Linked DNA regions of Homo sapiens: region 1 is linked to region 2. Evidence: chromatin contacts called from ENCODE Hi-C or POLR2A ChIA-PET data. All regions are on one chromosome and are shown on one strand. The core of a region is the stretch at or near the end of the contact, and the rest is flanking DNA. Distances in the headings are between cores, read along the strand shown.

Region 1 (5,070 bases), core at 1,880-4,379, 650 kb before region 2:
CAGAGCAAGACTCTGTCCCTCCCCCTCAAAAAAATAAGTTAAATAAAAAATAAAATAAAACTGAAACAGAAGGACCACACAAACCCCAAAGCAACAACAACAAAAAAAAACAGGGTATGTCAGCCCCTATCTCTTACTTAATTAACTCAAAGCTAATTGTTTTATTTACAGATCATTAGAAGCAATGATTATCTTGCCTGGAGAATAATTTTGAGTCTCAGAGAGCGGAAGAAATGTGGTATGATCCTAAGACACAAAGTCTGTTTCTGGGCATCACAGTCAGCTCCTTTCAATCCTTCCTTAGGACTGTTAGATTAGATTAGTTTGTGGAACTAGCCAATCCCTGGAGTCTAACACTAGCAATTTCCCGGTCTTCCAGCCTAGAAGCTATCTGACCTCAAAACTAATTTTCTTTCATGATCTTTCACTATTCATTGCCTTGATTTCCATGGAAACTCTATAATCACAACCAAAAATGTAAAATAAGAGAAGACGACATGAAACTCTGAAGAACCCCACAGACTTTTCAGGGCTCTCAAATGTCACCTCCTTGAAGAGACCTTCCCTGATCGCCCTTGCTACTCCTGCCCCCAACTACCACATTGCCTGGTTTCTTTATTTTTGCCTTTATCAGTATCTGAAATTGCTTAACTTATCTGTTCACATTTTTGGTATTCAGCTCCTCCATTAGAATGTAAGCTCCATGAAAGCAGCGCCTTGGTCAGTCTCGTTCACCACAGTATCCCAAGACTTAGAATGACACCTAGCATACAGTAGGTGCTCAATCACTATTGACCAAATGAAGGAATAAATAAATCAATAAAGAAGCGCATACATTTTTCCAAGTCTGGCTGGTCTAACCCTAATGGCTGTTTACCACCACACTCCAGGATTCTTGGTGGCAACATGTGGATACTCCAGGATTCTTTGGTGGCAACATGTGGATACTGCCAGTGGGCCAAGGTGACATTTCACTCAGTGATTAAAATGATCATGAGGAAGGTGCTCACGGGTACTCACTCTCCACTCCCCCTGATAGGAGTGGCCCTGCCTGCCTGACTTGTTCACTTGGCACTTGCAGGGCCAGGGAGCTTTTAAACTGGGGGTGGGGAGTGAGGTGTGTGAGCAGAGCTCAGCCAAGAGCACAGCTACCACTGACTCAAAGAAACTAAGGGTAGGGGTTGGGGAGAAGCAATATCTGACTGAGAGGAAAACAGAGGGACAACAGGGAAAGAAAGGCAAGAATTTAGACAAAGTGCCAGCAATGCCATGAGTCCCTTCCGACTGGCTCAGACGCTGCCACTGGTCAACAAGCCCTAGCCCCTCATCTCTCACATGTGGTCTACAGCAGTGCTTCTCAAAGTGCGGGGGACCTAAAAACCACATGAGAACTTGCCAGAACAGATCATGGGGCCATCCCCCAGAGTTTGACTCCTTGGACCAGGGCAAGGCCCACTCCCAGGTGATGCCCATGCTGCCATTCTGCAAGCCTCACACTGAGTGGCACATCCTACAGATGCACTAGTGAATGTAGCAGCCACACGAGACCACAGAGCACCTCAGATGTGGCCAGTGTGACTGAGAATCCAAATGTTTAATTCAATTTAAATTTGATTATTTATGTGATTAAATAAATAATTCAATTTAAATATGATTAAATTTATTAAACATAAATAGCGAGATGTGGCTAGTCGCTACTGTTCTGAGCAATGCAGAGAGCACATTTCCCTCACTACTGGGAAGTTCAACTGGACGGTGCTGCTCTTCAGCACCTGGAAGCTGTGTCTCCCAACACATCCACAGCCTCTTCTCCCCACAAGCACAAGTGGGTCAGCTTTAAAAGGGAAATCTTTAAAACAAAACAAAAAATATTTGCCTCTGTATCCCAACCTGGCGCCTTTCAATCTGAGAAGAGATAAGCTTAGAACAAGCACCTTAGCTCAGGCAATTCTGATGCCAGAGAGGTCCTAGTGTCTGGTGAGGAGATGGAAGAAAAAAGCAGCCAGAACAACTGGGACCGTCAGGAGGCCCCCCCATAAGCGAGTTTGTTTTTTCATCAAGTAGAGGTATAATTTAAGTTCTATACATTTCTAGAAAATTAGACTCACCTACATTTCAGCATGGAAGGGAAAAAATGTTAACTCAAAACCAAAGAGATATTTTAGAGCCATCTGCTATTTTAGATCATCTGCTCCATTTCCACTGATTATGGAGGACTGGCTGTACTCACATTAAACACCTTCACATCCTTTCTGTTTCTGATTTCTTCTACAAGAGCCAGTGGCTTTCCTTTAGGAACTGGGATTGTGCCAAGGATTATAGTCCCTGGGGTAGACAGCGTCTGACGAACAGCTTGAATGAAAAGCTGACTGAAGAGCTCCATCTTCCCAATCTCATCGATGACGCACACTCTTTGCCCTGGGCCACTGCTGCAGTCGGCCTGAGAATGACAAAGACTTTCACTGGGACATCAGAGTCACATTAATCAAAGGGCCCATGGGTCCCACTCCCCAATCACTCACCAATGAGGTAAAAAAGACAGAAACCTTTTTACTGGATTTCAAAAAGTGACAGCATCCCACAGACCACCGCTGGTACTGTGTGGGAGGGGACTGCACAAGGGTGAGTCCCAGGAGCTGGGAATCATTAGGACTCTTGGAAGCTGGCAGCTATGCCTGTCACCAGTGGGATGTTCAAGGAAGTAACGGACATAAATTGGAATAAAGTCATGAGAAAGAGAATCTGAGATCTAAAGGATGCAATTGTACTTACTTTTTTTTCCCCTTTAGCCAAGACTTGTTTCCTTTTAATTTTCACTTTTTTCCAACAACGCTTATGGACCAGATCATGAAATACACAAACATCTACCTAGAGCAGTTATCTCCCCCCCAGCACGTAGGGAATCTCATATGGCTCAAAATGGAAAAAAGAGGCCATTATTATCAACAAAGGCTCCCATGCTTGCTGTCTCACTTTTTTTAAGCCTGAGGTATTTGGGTGCCACTTATTTTCTGGTTGTATATAAATATAAAGCTTGATCTCTGTCTTGGATCCCCTCTCTCGAATCACTCACTCTGGGGGAAGAGAAGTGCTATGCTGTGAGGATACTCAGGCAGCTGACGGTGAGGTCCACGTGGTGAGGCACTGAGGCCTCATGCCAACAGCCAAGAGGAAATGAACCTGCCAGCAACCACATGAGCAAGCTTAGAGGCAGGGCCCTCCCAGGCAAGCCTCAGATGACCACAGCCCCAGCCAACAGCTTGACTGCAACCTCAGAACCCCAGCTAAGCTGTACCTGGATTCCTGATCCTCAGATACTGTGTACAATAATGTGTTTGTTGTTTTAAGCTGCTAAATTTTGAGATAACTTGTTCCATAGCAACATATAACTAACACACATGTCCTCTATAGAAAGCCTTCCTGGGGAAGGCTGACAGGACTTTGGTTGATTCTTCCCTGGGAGGGACAAAACAGAACATGTAATAAACACTTCAATGAATGGTGAATGACAAATACACCTTATATATGTTTGTATACATGATTATTTTGAAAACTGTATGTAAAGCTGATTTACAAAGTATTCTTCACTACAGTTCTGATTCCTTAAATGATGACAGCAATATAGTCCTAGAGGGCATGTCTGAGTTAAGCTAGATTTTGTTCAAATTCCAAAAGCCAAAGCAGCATATGGTACAGTGTGGCTGGTGGTAGGGATCAGTGGCAACCAGGGGCAGCCAGTGACAGACGGGGCTGCGGGCCCAGATCCTAAAGGCCTTCGAAGGCACACACAGAGGTGGGAATCTTCTCCCACAGCCGAAAGAGTCTAATCCAGGGAGGATCACAAGTTGTGCTAGAAAGACTGCTGGCTGTGGAGTCAGAAACAAATGTTAGACTCCTTTTGGAATAGACAAGATAAGATAGTGGGTGTCTAAACCCCAGTTGTGATTGCACGGAAGCAGTACAGCAGTGTTTTTCAGACTTTTAAGTAAACAGTACTCTATTTTCCTACTGCATATTGTACACTTATGAAATATTTTTCCATTCATTTTATTAGCTAAAAGATCAATAAGGAGTCCACTGTAATCACCCAAGAGAGGTCTGAACAATCTCCGCACTTCTGTGTTTCTGACATGCTTCATTTTTGCCTCTCTATTAAGTTTATCTGTACACACGCCTGGTCTCCCCACTTAGGGCAGGTACATGGTTGTCCTCGTCCGCATCCTTCCTGGGGAACTCACCGATGTCCCAGAGCTGAGAAGTGGGGAGCTGAAGGAGCAATGTCACCCTCCACTGGTGGGGTCGGGGAGAAGGGCAGAGCATCTATGAAGTAAGTCACTACTTATTCCAAGTTTTTCCTCCAAAACGAAAGCCATATTTGGGAGAAATAAAACAGCTATCAACCACCTGTCTATGATAATAAAAACAGACAACTGTACAAGAAGGTTTCTGTCTTCCTGGGGGCATGCCACTCCAACTGACCCGACTGTTCCCAAGTGCTGTGGACATTTTGCTGCCCCCAGAGACGAAGAGTAATTGTGGATGCCATTCCTCTGGAGGCTGTCATCTAAAAGCCAAAATAAAACTTATTCTGGCACCTCAAAATGAGTTTTGGAAGGTGCCAAATCAGACAAGAAGTGATATGAAAGAATGTGTGTACACATGCACATGTATTTATTTGACTATATACATGAGGGTAGTAAAATGCACGTGGCCATGTGTAAATACACACGTACAGGTAGAAAGTGTGTGGCTCTTCAACAACCAGCCTTCCTGCAATCCTCTAGAACATTCACCAGTGAAAGCTCATCAACATTTATTTAAGTTTCAGCACAAAAGAATTTGGACACACATGTATACATTACTTTCTACCAATTGGAAATCCTCATTTTAAAACCTTAGCTTACATAAAATCCTCAATCTGTCCAGAATTGGGGAATTTTATAATCCAAGAACTTCAGGAATCTCAAAAATAAATCTGTGATTTTTAATTAAAAATGCAAGTTATTCATATTCAGTTGAGAGAAAGATGTCAGCTGCTGAGCCACTCTGAAGCATGTAGACACTCAGCCT
Region 2 (4,845 bases), core at 643-3,142:
AATAACAACAATCATTCTGGAGGAATCCCCAAAAGGAGGATAAAGTGGCCTTGTGAAAATATTGATGATTGTATTGATTCCTTCAAAATCAACCTTTGGCTGAGAAAGACTTCACTAGTCCTTCTCTTTGGATTTTTCCAACAGCTTGATTAAGCCAGCCCCACTCATCTAAAACTGAGGTCTCCACGAGCATGGGGTTTTGGGGTACAGGTGAGGGTTGGGGTTCTGGGGCTGGAGGAGGGGGCACATGCACATGGGTGTGGCAGCCAGCAGGTAGGGTGTGGCCCAGAGAAGGTGGCGACATGAACTTCCAGATCTAGAAGCTAAAGCTACTCCCATCCCAACTGGAAAGTGGAGACAGAAGACCATGGTGGGGAAGGAGGAACTGTCCACCTGGAACACAATTCTGCTCAGACCTTGGCCACAGCCATTGCTTACATACTCTGCTGCCAAGCCCAAGGGGTCGACCAGATTAGGAGTCCGATAGGAACTTGACCTTTTAGGGGCTCAAAGATTATTTCTGTCAGATGGCTTTCTCAGAGGGAAAAGAACCCCAAGAACCACTCCCTGATCTCATGTCTCATTGATTCCACCAGTCAATCACAATGGAATCTGAAGTTTGTCTAAGGACAAAGAGTCAGCACTTTATCCTTATAAAAAGTTATAAAAAGACAGCTATAGACAGCTATGCTGCCAAAGCCCCAGGCACATGAAGGTAATTCAACAACCCATTAAATTTATTATGGTACTGGGAGGTGACAAAATTGCCTTTAGGGCCAAAGTCTGATAAAGAAGAACAGAGCTCTGTTTTAGGTCTGAAATTATACACGGTGTCAGCACATTGACAGGAGCCTGGGAAGTAAGAGGTTGCTTTGAAATTCAGAATGCTGAGTAACTCAACCTATTCAGACCTTTCTACTTTATCATCTCTCTCTCTCTCTCTCTCTCTCTCTCTCTCTCTCTCTCTTTTCCAAGCCAGGTTCTGAATGACTTAAATAGCTGGGTTGGGATTACAAAGGATTTTAGCTGTGGTTTTGTGTGTATTTGTATGCATGCATGTGTATGTATTTATGCGTGCATGTGTGTGTATTTATATGTGTGCATGTGTGTGTGTTTGTGTGTGTGTGTGTGCATGTTTGTGTGCCCCTTAAATCTGGTGCTTTCATTTTTTATGGTCTGTTTTACAAGAGAGAAATTGCCCATTGCTGTGCCAAGAGCGGTCTTTGAAACAGCAGTGAGAAGTCAGAAGAGCTGGGAAAAGGATGTTTGGCTTAATCAGTTTCGGAACCAAGTCCAGTCTGAATACTTATCAATTTCTAAGCCACTGTTTTCCCAGAGTCTGAGCCATGACCCCTCTCTCCCCACATCATTTTGTGGAGCAGGTTGTCAGAGGGAGGGATCAGACAGGGTATGCCCTTTCTGGGAGACTCCTGCTTCCTACCACACTTCACTGTCCTCAGCTGGAAGGAGGCCTTTCTCAACCCTTCTTGGCCTGGAAGCCTCTGTACTGAGAGGTTCAGGAAATCCAGGCAATGATTGATGGTTTGTTCGTGTCAGCAGAGCATAGGAAAAGCTTCTTTTCAGATAGGAGATTAAGCTCTTTTCATTTTGGGATCAAAAGCAAGAAGAAAGAGATGCATTTCATATGCAATCTGAGTTCTTTTAAAGAGTAACACCCTCCTCTCACCTTCCTCTACCCTCACTGTGTTGGAGTGGCACCAGGAGTCTGCGCTTCTGCCAGCTGCAATTTCTCCTTGTACCCGCTGGAAGCCAACCAGGATGGCTGCCGGCCTGGTCCTGCCGAGTCCTGTCCCTTGTTGATGGGCTCCAGGGAGCAATTGGCCCTGGGCCTGGCAGCCCACCTGACCTCCCTGCATTATCCGCTGTCTGTCACTTGTCATCGGGTGAGTCTGGTTGCAATCAATTCACGCAGGCTCCTGTGGGAACACGTCTGGTAACTTATCATGTTGCAGCCTGTCAAAAGTCTGACATGCTTGGGGCAAACGTTTGCTTTGTGCAACTGCTATTTCAAGGGTGTGTGATGTCGCCATCTCAACAGCGTATGTGCCCAGAGACAACAGCACTGAGAGAAAGCATGGTTTCAGGAATCCCAGGATCTGTTATTAGAAGAATGACCATTGTTAGGTAAATAACTCAGGGCACATGGTATGAACATTTGAGAAGGAGGGATCGCCTAGGGTTTCATGTCAGGTCTGGGGTGGGGGAAAGTTTATGCCGCTTTCTTTTCTTTGCGTTAGATTCCTGAATTCATTTCCTCAAAGCTTCTCCCTCCATGAATCTAGAAAGATTTCATGGACAATCTGCCATCAGGCTGAAATGATAACAAAACCTGGATTAGCACACCATTTCCCTAATAGAGTCACATAAACTCTTTTTAAAATTATTATTTCCAAGTCTGTGGCTATATTTTCTAGTCAATTGCCATTATAAATAATTTACCAAGTACAAAGGAGCATTCTGTATTGCCTGATTTATTTTAAATCCATGGCCTAAGGAAACAGAAGAGACCTTTGCTCCCTCTCCATCAGATCAGCTGGCATAAAACAATGTGTGTGCTTGGGATTTAGGTGATATTTTTTCCCTTGCATGCAAACATTGAATACTTTGGCTGAAAGAAAGCAAAACCTTTACAAAGCCCTTGGTGTTTGGATGGTGAGAGACTTGTGGCCCAGGCACCCTGGAGAGCAATGGGCAGCCAGCATCAACTACTAGACATTTGGTAACCAATCTCAGACCAAGAGCACCCAGCCAACCCAATGGCTGACTGCAAAACTGCCCAGTGAACCCATAGACTTGGGAATAATAATAAAAAACTTAAGTTCCTACATTTTGGGGTGGTTTGTTACACAGCAAAAACTAACTGATACATCCTCCAATGACTTAGTTTATATCAATCTAGAGGCCTTTGTCGGTCCTTATTTGCCTCAATGTTTCTGTCTGATTTGAGGTCATCCGTTCTGCTGAAAATCTTTAAAATGGATGCTTGTGGGGTGTTCCAGAGTGGTCTTACTTATAACAAGAGTTATCTTAAGTGACTCCTTGGAGATCTTCATTTACCTAGGCATCTCTATTGATGTGAAAGTAAAGAACCTGTTAATCTCTGTTAATCAGGAAAATGGTGTTAGAATGTGGTTTCTCCATCTACTCTTTGGTTGTCTGGCTAAACCTTGCTACCAGCAATGAGCCAGCTAGGGTAGAAAAAGCCTGGCCAATTGAAGGTTAATAATTGGGAAGTAGGTCCTAGCTACCTACCTATAGCAATCACAGAGTTCATCAGAGAAGCAGAATCAATAGGATGTATGTGTGCATATTTCTATATTATTTTGATTTTTAAATACACATAAACACACACACACTCATAGAAAGAGAGAAAGAGAGAATGATTGACAGAGATTGTGGAGGCCGGCAAGTCCAAAATCTTCAGGGTAGATCTGAAGGCCGGAGACCTAGGGAAGAGTTGATGTTGCAGTTCCAGTCCAAAGGCTGGCAAAATTCCTGGGGGGAAGTGAGTCTTTTTTCCATTAAGACCTTCAACTGATTGGATTAGGTCCATCCACATTATGGAGGGTAACTGCTTTACTCAAAGTCTACTGATTTAGTGTTAATCACATCTAAAAAATACCTTCACAGTAACACATAGATAATGATTGACCAGATACCACCAGATAATGATTGACCAGGTACCAACTAGGGCTAGCCAAGTTGACACATAAAATTAACCATCACACTACTGTTGTTGCTGATTAGATGACTAGACTTTCTTATTCTTAAGAAAGTCACTATTGTTTCTAACCCAGTAGTCATTGTCCAGGACTCAGTAGCTAGATATAGCAGACTGTGAAATGGTTCTGATCTGGGCAGATGTGCTTTGTGACTAATGAATCATGCAAAACATTTATCATATTTGCTTCCCTCTTTATTTCTCACTGATTGATCCTGGATGGGTGAGAAGTTTTCTCTATCAGAAAAGTCATCTAAATCAATAAAAATTTACAGAAACCACAAGCATTGTCATGATAGTGTCAGGGATTGCAAAGATGTCTTGAGGGTCCAGTTTCTTTTTAAATTATAGTCAGAATTACAGTGATGCCACCAAGAAAGAATAAATGTGTCAGAGATAGAAAATGTGATTTCACAATCCTTTGTTTACAGGTTTTAAAAGTCTTTGTCAGTTATGCAAAAAGCCTCTAAAAGTAGGACTAAAAACATGGGACACAAAGACTGGAACAAAACAAATGAATGTGGTTAATAACAGATATGTGGGCTCTCAAGGATATTAACATACATAAAAATTCATCATGAGAAATAATTACATTCCCTATTGTGGCCCACCCTCTAATTCTCCTGGGCCCTGAAAAATAATGGGAAGGTTAACACATTTCTCACATTTCTAAGCATGTTATTATTTCTTGCTTACACAAAAATTGCATAAAAGCAATTATTTGGAATCTGGGAGTAGATGACATATACTAGACTCAGATAAAAGCTTAACCAAAATAGAAAAGCAATCTGGCATTGCTGACAATATTGTCACAAAAATATTACATCTTATGAAGGGAATTTCTCAGAATTCAATAACAACATGTTTAACAGCTAAATGGAGTCATTTGCATACTGTGGCAAAGTAAAAATACAATAATCTCATTTTTTGCTGTCTAATAGGATTTCCTAGGGCTAGATGGCTGGGAAGCATAGTCCGATCCTTGCAGTCTGCCCTTTGCTTTTTGTTCACCCTCTGGGCTTTATCTTCTCCACCAATTCTTTTTCACCCTTTCTGCTCTACCTTTATTCTCATTATTCTTCTTCTTCTTTTTTTGTTTTAGA

Evidence for each region. A loop is a pair of places that touch in the nucleus more often than their neighbours do. ChIA-PET counts read pairs that join two places held with the same protein, here RNA polymerase II (POLR2A). Pooled maps may share reads with other maps.
Region 1: a map of gastrocnemius medialis shows a loop between it and region 2 (6-fold over the local background). The contact joins two enhancer-like sites. A Hi-C loop is called at or near these places in 1 of 168 maps with a recorded cell type or tissue (gastrocnemius medialis) and 1 of 50 pooled maps. POLR2A ChIA-PET finds 5 or more read pairs at or near these places in 1 of 52 experiments (H1).

The regions. Positions count from the first base shown.
Region 1 is chr1:232,967,279-232,972,348 of GRCh38, reverse strand. NTPCR (nucleoside-triphosphatase, cancer-related) reads right to left here. Exons shown (of 5, transcript NM_032324.3): 4 at 2,231-2,440. Among named protein-coding and RNA genes, the nearest start is that of NTPCR, 19 kb to the right of the region's middle. Within about 2 kb of position 3,129, at least 4 of the 41 ENCODE cell types and tissues checked have a DNase peak (open chromatin) inside an H3K27ac peak, as active enhancers do.
Region 2 is chr1:232,316,363-232,321,207 of GRCh38, reverse strand. No RefSeq gene overlaps it. Among named protein-coding and RNA genes, the nearest start is that of SIPA1L2, 310 kb to the left of the region's middle. Within about 2 kb of position 1,892, at least 4 of the 41 ENCODE cell types and tissues checked have a DNase peak (open chromatin) inside an H3K27ac peak, as active enhancers do.